Linked DNA regions of Homo sapiens: region 2 is linked to region 1. A link is a loop called in an ENCODE intact Hi-C map of the cell type or tissue named here. Cell type or tissue: mammary epithelial cell. All regions are shown on one strand.

What was found. Hi-C counts contacts between places; a loop is a spot of excess contacts. Peaks named below come from ENCODE experiments on the same cell type or tissue, not always from the same donor. Only the 100,000 strongest peaks of a DNase experiment are listed, where the experiment ranks them.
Region 2: a loop joins it to region 1, with 4 times the contacts of the local background. A loop is called at or near these places in 1 of 110 quality-filtered maps.

What each region holds. Positions count from the first base shown.
Region 1 is chr5:4,244,311-4,248,310 of GRCh38, reverse strand. No RefSeq gene overlaps it. Among named protein-coding and RNA genes, the nearest start is that of LINC02063, 110 kb to the right of the region's middle. In mammary epithelial cell, no CTCF peak of the experiment used is centred here; a DNase peak (open chromatin) is centred at 1,670.
Region 2 is chr5:3,602,307-3,606,306 of GRCh38, reverse strand. It overlaps LOC107986399 (a long non-coding RNA gene), which reads right to left and starts at 747. Exons shown (of 2, transcript XR_001742554.2): 1 at 1-747. In mammary epithelial cell, a CTCF peak has its summit at 3,208; DNase peaks (open chromatin) are centred at 1,626 and 3,366; H3K4me3 peaks cover 977 bases; H3K27ac peaks cover 3,885 bases.

The DNA of each region.
Region 1 (4,000 bases):
AGTTAAAACAAACTGGACCATACAACCCCAATAACATGTCAGATTGACAACACAACCACCCAGAGAAAAGAAGGGCTCCAGATGACATCGGCACACTGTGCACTAACTTTCATCTTCCATGAAACTTATTCTAAGGACAACAAAGAAATCGAAAATATTCTAACTTTACTCATTGGTTTAATTGAATGTATTAACAGTGGTATATGATTTTTAATCTATTTTATATATTTTGGATGAAACAAACAAGCAAATATACAAACACTAGAAGCCATGACTTCAAGTTTAAGGAAAAAGAGATACAAACATAAAATCATAGGCATCAAAAATATGATCATTTTAAACATAATTCAAAATATTAATATGTGTTCATAATTTTTCATGTATTTTTACTATTTCTATACATTGAAAAATCTAGAAGCGATGACTCCTGGTAGTAATGAACATACCTTTCACCCACATGTTGTTTTATAAATATTTCTCCCTACTAACTGGAACCAAGTCTTGTTGAAAGAATAGTGGTTCTAGTTCTGAAGCAGACAGTATACAAAAAGAGCCTGGATGTGTTGTTGGACCCAAAGGGCTAACACCAGCATATCAAAAGGATGCTGGAGCAAGGTTGGTAGGGGAAGCACAAGTCAAACTGGAGTGACTTTGGCATCAAAAGACATAATAAATACAAGTTGTTATAAAAAAAAAATCTTTGAGACCATAGTACATTGAGAAAGAGAGAAAGAAACACATTTGGCCACATTGGGGTTTATTATTACACCAGAACTTTGTTGTAAATTTTTTTTGTTTGTTCTTGTTTTTTTTTTTTTTTTTTTGAGACTGAGTCTTGCTCTGTTGCCTAGGCTGGAGTCCAATGGTACAATCTCGGCTCACAGAAATCTCTGCCTCCTGGGTTCAAGAGATTCTCATGCCTCAGCCTCCTGAGTAGCTGGGATTATAGGTGCCCATTACCATGACCAGCTAATTTTTTTTGTATTTTTAGTAGAGATGGGGTTTCACCATGTTGGCCAGGCTGGTCTTGAACTCCTGACCTCAAATGATCCCCCCGCCTCAGCCTCCCAAAATGCTGGGATTACAGGCGTGAGCCACCATGTCTGGCTGTAAAATTATACAAGTAGAGGAAAAGAACTAAGCATCTATTTTGTCATGTTTGTTTGTTTAGGAAGAGGAAGAGTAGCTCATCTGCAATTGAAGGAAGAAAGTTCTTTATAGAAGAATGCTATCTAATAATTATTTTAATGACAGTCGTAAAAAAAACCACCATTCTGTAAATCCCATAAAAGAGATTGGTGCCAGGTAAAGGCTGTCAATAGATATGAAATCATTATTTGTGGGTTGCTGATGAAAAAAGAAATACATTTAGAATGGAGAGGTTGGTGTGTAATGACTTTAACTAAGCAATCAAAATTAGCATCACTAAAAATGTGACCACATGGCATTGTGTCCCCTGAAGTGGGGCAATGAGAAGCACATGGCTGGTAAAGTGTTACTGACAAAAATATCTGATCTGAAGCTTTTTGAGCTCTTGGCTGTAGCTTGTGGCTTATTGGGAAATACAGGGGAAGAAGCTGATACACAAATCCTATAACTAATTAGGCAGTTTCCTTACTAATGACAGTCAACGAAAAGTATGTCTCCTGGCTCCTCAACAAAATGAATGGACCTGGGCCAACCTGCTTACCTGCTGGTTGCTGACTCACCTGTGACCTGTGCCATGAACACTTACAAGCTACTTCCAACTCTCTCTCTCTACCTACTTATACATTTGGGCTTCAGGTTGATGTTAATATCTATTGTACAAAATCCCACAGGTATTTTATTCAGCAGAAGAGATAAAGCAGTGCACCGACAGTATCTCTGCTGTTCCATGTGACCCAACTCTACATAGGCGATTCCTTTTGGTCGTGAACAGGGGATGGAGCACTGAGGAAGGAGACAGAGATTAGCCTGATGCCCATGTGGGCAGAAGGCTGCCCTGAAGCCTGCCCTGCGTACAGGTTACAAGCTGCAACACCAAGGCCATCCCATACTTTCAGGATGTGATAGAAGTGCCTTGTGGACAGTGATTTGCAATTTTTCCAAAAATGCAAAAGCCAAGACAGAGATGTCTTGAAAAGCTGATTTGGGGTGAAAATTCAACACCCAACGTCTGATTAGCAGTGGAATTTAGATTTAAGTAAAAGGAAACGATGTTTTGCAAAATAGGGGTGCTGTGGGAATTTGACATGACGTGGGAGTAAAAAATTGTGGGTAGAAAACTATAAATAAGTGTCTGGATTCTACAAGGAAAAAAAAGTCAAACAAAGTGGGCCCCACTGAAGACAGGGCAGAGAAGGCTTGGGGAGACGGGAGACATGTGTGGATCCCCCTTTGCACTGGACATGTAATGAGATGCGCCCCTCTTTCAGTCCTCATGAAGTCATCAGTACGCTCAATCACTAATCAAAGGTTTTCACTAATCAACGGTAATCACTAATCAAGGGCTTTAGGGATGAGGCTTCCTGGGAAAACCCAAGGAGGAGAACGAGGTCAGGTTAGAACAGCCGCTTGTTCTGCAAGCACTGCCTGGTAATCCTGCCTCTCTAGTCTCCTAGCGGAGGGAAAGGATCGTGCTGTCATCACATCTGTTTCTTTGCGTATAGTCGCTCTAAGCAAGGACTTGGTGAACAAACAGAACTTTGTTCTTCATGAAGTTGAAAAGTTATGAGACCATGAGCGCAGTGGGCCAGAAAAGGGAGAGAGGGAAGCAGCATTTGAGCTTCAGTGTGTTAATCTGCCCCTGGGTGTCTTCCATAGTTTCATGTACTGTTGAACCCAGGCTGCATTCAGCTGTGTTTTGCATATGCTTGGTGAAAAAGAAAGCAGAGGTGGAAGGAAGGAGGGACAGAAGGAAGGAAGGAAAGGAAAAAGAAGGGAGGAAAGAAGGAACAAAGGAGAGAGGAGAGAAAGACAAAGGAAATGGGAGAAAAGGAGACAAATAGGGAGAAGGAGAGGAAGAAAGAAAGAAAAGTAGGGAGAAGAGGAAGAAAGGATGAGGGGAGAAAAAAAGGGAGGAAGAGAGGAAAGGGGATGGAGGAAAGGACAGATGAAGGAGAGAAAGGAAGAAGAAATGGAGGAAGAGGCAGCAGAATGAGGAGGAAGAGAAAGGGAGGGAGGAGAAGAAAGAGAAGGAAAACGGGGAAAAAAGAAAAGAAAGCCCTGTGCTTTTAACGAGCTCAGATTCTCACATGTTTTCTCTCTAATTCAACATTCACCATGAAAAGAAAAAAATTGACTTTAAAAAATGATTCAAGCTCTAATAAACTGCTTTCATGGTTTATCATATGATAATTTTTTTAGATGGCTAAGATATTGTGGGAAAAGGAAAAACGCTGTCTTTCTTAATGTAATGAATATGTTACCATCTTATTAAAAACATGTAGGCATTATTTTTCATTTCAAAATTTAAAATAACCATAAAATAAAGTTTTATGAACTGTTTCTGTGTTGTGTATATGAAGAAACTACTCACCGGCTTAAAAATTAATCATTGATTTTAAATAAATTTTAAATAAAAATCAAATTTGCTCCCTGCAAATTTAACTAGAGTAAAGTTATATTGCTATAAATTAGTTTTCTATGTAAGAAATAACGAACAAAACCATTCCACATAAGAGAGTGGTGGCTTGTGTGTTTGTTTTAATCAGCCTCTCTCCGTCTTTCTCTCTTTTGCCTACATAATCTTCAGAGGAAAATGTTCGAAGTAAGTGACACTGAAAATGTAAACCTGGTAGCAGCCTCTTCTCCAACTGCAAGACCAATTTCTAAAACCGGTTTGATCATTAAGGGTTGCTTTGTAAACATCTGTCTTTACAAATGGTGTGTGAATAAAGGAAGCTCTCCCAAACCAGCCCAGCTGTGAGCTCCGCGCCCCACGCGAATGTGTCCTGCCGCCCTGGGAGCTCCTTTGGCCAGCTCATCCCTCACCTGGGTTATGGCAGAGGGTTTGGAA
Region 2 (4,000 bases), 640 kb after region 1:
CTCCCTCCCGGGTTCAAGGCCGCCCTTTCTCTGCCTCCTCATTTAGAGCAATCCTAACATTTTAGGTCGCTCCTGAAGCCTCCTCAGTCCCAGGCCACGTGGTGACTTCCGTGGGCCTAAGGCAGACTCCTTCTTCGTGAGAAACTTATTAAAAATTTTGTTTTACCACTCCATTGGTATGAAGATGAATATATTGATAGACATTAACACATTTTCTTCGACCCAAAAATTACCGGGTATTTTTATACGAAAAAAATTAAACCATTTTCCTGGGCCCCTCAAAATACTCGGGGCCCCCAGGCCCAGGGCTCGCAGTGCTGAAGTCACCGGGCCGGGACCGCCTTGGCATCTGGCCCCGTCCGCGCTCGCCCTAAGAGGTCCATTTTCAGACGTCATTCTGGGGCGAGGGAAGGGGATCCGCGTCCAGCCGCCAGTCACCGGGTACAAAAGGCGGCCAGCAGCCCCCGTGGGATGACCTTGGCAGGCCTCTCAGCTCAGGAGTCATAATTGGAGTCGCTGGCTTTGTGGGGAGTGCCGGAGAAGACCTGGAAAGCATGGCCTCTCCCTGGAGCCGCTCCTATTGCTCTGGGGTTGTCCATGCGCCAGGGTCGGCGGCCAAGTCACAGAAAAAGTCTCCGGGTGGGAGAGGCGGCTGGGTGCCCTGAGTGGGGAGCTCTCCTTCCACACATCTACGCATTCCCCACGCTCGCTGGCTCAAGGGACACCTAAAGGTGGGTGGGCTTCTTAATTCCCCCAGAATGCGCCCCCTCCACTGTTTGCCCTGTCTCCCGGCCCCCAACTTGGACTTACGGCCCCAGGGCCACCCCACATTCCCTCCCCACCTGGTGCCACATGCTGACTTCGGGGCCAGTGAGATGGCAGGGCCCTCTGTGGGGACAGAGAAGTCACCAGGCATTGGGAGCACGCTCAGTGTGTGGCTCCCCAAAGCCTCCCTTTCCTTTCTGGAGGGCTCAGAGCCTGGCTGACTCCTATGGCAGTGCTGGGTCCTGTGGTGTGGCCCGCGTTGCAGAGGCAGTGGCCACTGACCACTGGAGGTTCCTCTGGCCTTGCAAGTTCTTTCCACAAGGGCACCACGAAGCTCCGCTCCTCCGTGGGGCCAATGCTCCCCCAGCCTTGCAGGCGACCCTCCCCAGGCTCTGCTACCTTCCCTTTTTTTTTGACCTCCAACTTGCAGTCCCCACCAACAAACAGGGCCCTGTCATTTTGAGAAGTGCATTCAGTGGTCCACTCTTCCCAAGTCGAAGTCCACAAACCCCATCTCCACTTGGAATCCCCAACCCCACCCTAGACCTTGCCTCTGTGAGAGGAGGCACCAGCGACCCACTGGCATCATGGTTGGGTTGGGCAGGGGAGGGTGGAATTAGGATTCCCCTCTCAGGCAAGAGATTCAAAAGCAGAGAGGACAGGGCCTGCCTGAATCCTCCATGTTGAAAAGCCAAAGGCCAGTGCCTGTCCCAGGTACCCCTGGGTGCTGTGACCCACCGTGTCCTCTCTCCTTTCTGCCTCCCTCCCTCACTCCAGCTTCCTTGCTCTCTGGCAGAGTCCCATCTACAAGGACGACTGAAACTTTATAGGGCATGATTCATCGGTGGCGCACCCCTTGGAGCCGAGGCGCGTATTACATTAATCAGTGTCAGACCACTAAAACCAAGATATGAATATGAATTCCCCATATTGCAGGCGAGATAAATGTGCTGGTGAATGAAATTGATCAGAGGGCGGTGGGCAGGATGGTGGGAGCAGGGAGATTTCAGAGACTCCAGCTCAACCTTTGGGCTGGGGCTGCCAGGGCTGTAACACAGAACGCGGGAGCCCGGGACCAGATTTGTGTCTTGTTCCCCCCCCCACACACACACACCCCTCCAGAAAAAGCCCAGTATAACCAGAAAAGGGAACTTTTCTATAGGAAACCCATTTCTGATGACAAGAAATGTCTGGAAATTGGTCCTGTGGACAATCTCCCCTTAGTCTGTTCAGGGACTGTCTCCTCCCTGCTGGCCACAGAGCAGCTGCCACCTCTGAAACCATCCTGGGCACTGCTGAGGTAGGGAAGCCCCTTTCCTCAGGCAGAAAGCTCCTCCAGAACTAACAGGGCTTTGTTTTTAGAAGCAAAGGATATTTGTGGATTTTCTATGTCCACTCCAGATTTTTCAGGAGCTGAAGCACCAGGCACGTGGGGTGTTCCCATGGGAGCCTGCACACCTAGATGGCTCCCGTGGCCAGAAAGATGTAAACAAATAGTGCCCAAAGGACAAAAATGCCTTCAGTGCTCCATCACAAATTCATTTTAGCTTTTCACTGGAGAAAAATAATTCTGAGGCTGGCGATCTGATTTCCTTGTATGGAAAACCTAGCTCTCAGGAAGGTGCACAGACCTTTCATGACTCTAGGCCACGCAGCTCAGTAGCCAGGACTCCCAAGGATGAGCACGTGCTGGCCGAGCCACCTCAGCAGCAGTTCTTGTGGGGGTGGGGGGGGTTCCCAAATGTCTTGCATTGACAAAAAAATCAGGAAAGGGTGGAAATAGGGGTGTGCAAAGCAGCAGGCGCCAGCACAGACCATCCAATTTGATTCAGGGAAATAAAGAGCTGAGCTTGCCCAGGGGCAGAGAACTCTACCTGGCCCACCTGAATCCAACCTGCTGTTTCCAGCGTCACCCAGAAGGCATCTCCCAGCACACTGGTTGCTGGAGCAGCATGTCTCTGTGGCTGGGAACACAATTCCTCACCAGAGGCGAAGGGCGTAGCTGGTCAAGTCTCTCTAGAGACACGATTTGGCTAAGGACACAAGATCCATTTGGGCCCAGCAGTCAAAGTAGGCTCTAGGGCCCCATTGCAGAACCTCTGGAATGATGAGCCCAGGGCTCTGATGATCCATGAAGGACTAGGGCCGAGGGCAGATGAGAAACACCTCTCTGATTTAGCAAGGAAGGCACTGGACAGTAAGAGCACCCCACGTAGAGCCCAGTGCCCACTCCCTCCAAATGCCAGTAGCCTAACCTGCAGGCCCGGCACTCCCCCAAAACACACAAAAAGAACCAGTGGGTGCAGCCTTGGAACACAAATTGGTTCCCATCACTACAAATGCAGGCTCGTGCCCACGGAGCCCCAAGGCCCAGCGCCCCCAGAGTTGCCCCCACACCCCAGGAGCGAGATGGGCGCTGCTCAAGGCCGCATTCCGCTTTCGGACCATAGAGGGCGCCTGGAGCACGTCCATTCCGACTGCGGAGCTGCTCCCCGGGGCCCGGCCCGAGTCCGTCCGCCCGCGGTCCACTCCACTCCGCTCCGGCCCGGCTCCTCCCTGCCTCATCCCACCCCGCCCACTCCCCGCTCCCCGACGCGCCCCCGGTGTCCTCGGCCCACTTGCCCTACGCGGCGCCCTTCGAGCCTCCTCTTCGCCGCTTTTCCTCCCGCCTCGGGGCAGGGAGAGGACCTTCCCCTCTACAGGGACCAGGAACGGGGTGGAGGGCTGTAGAAGGATGCGGGCGTCGGGAGCGGGTAGGAGCCGTGGACTGGCACCTCCTAGTCCTAACGCGAGCCTCCCTCTTTCCTGGAACCTCTGAAAAGACACCAGCGCCCCGACTTTCCCCCTCGCTTCGGCCATGCACGGAGTCCCCACGCGCAGCACTGGCGCCAGTGGGTCTCGAGCAAGCCGGGAAGGGCGGGTCACAGGCTGGGGGTGCGAGCGGAGGACGGCCGCTCTGACCTCGGGACTCGGCTCTGACTTCGGGACTCGGCCCTGTCCCCACTAGACCGTTTTTCCCGGCAGCCCACATCCTCGCTGGCAGTTTTGGAAATGTTTGCTGGCTCAGTTTTCACGCATTCAACGCTGAGTCGCCTGCGCCCTGAAGGCCCCGCGCCGGGTCCGCAAAGCCTCCTGAAGGTGCCTGCTGCGGCGCGTGGCGCGCGTCCCGCTCCGAACCCACTGATGCTGATGTCCCGGATCCGCAGCGATGTCCAGGCTCCTAGGCCTTTCCCCA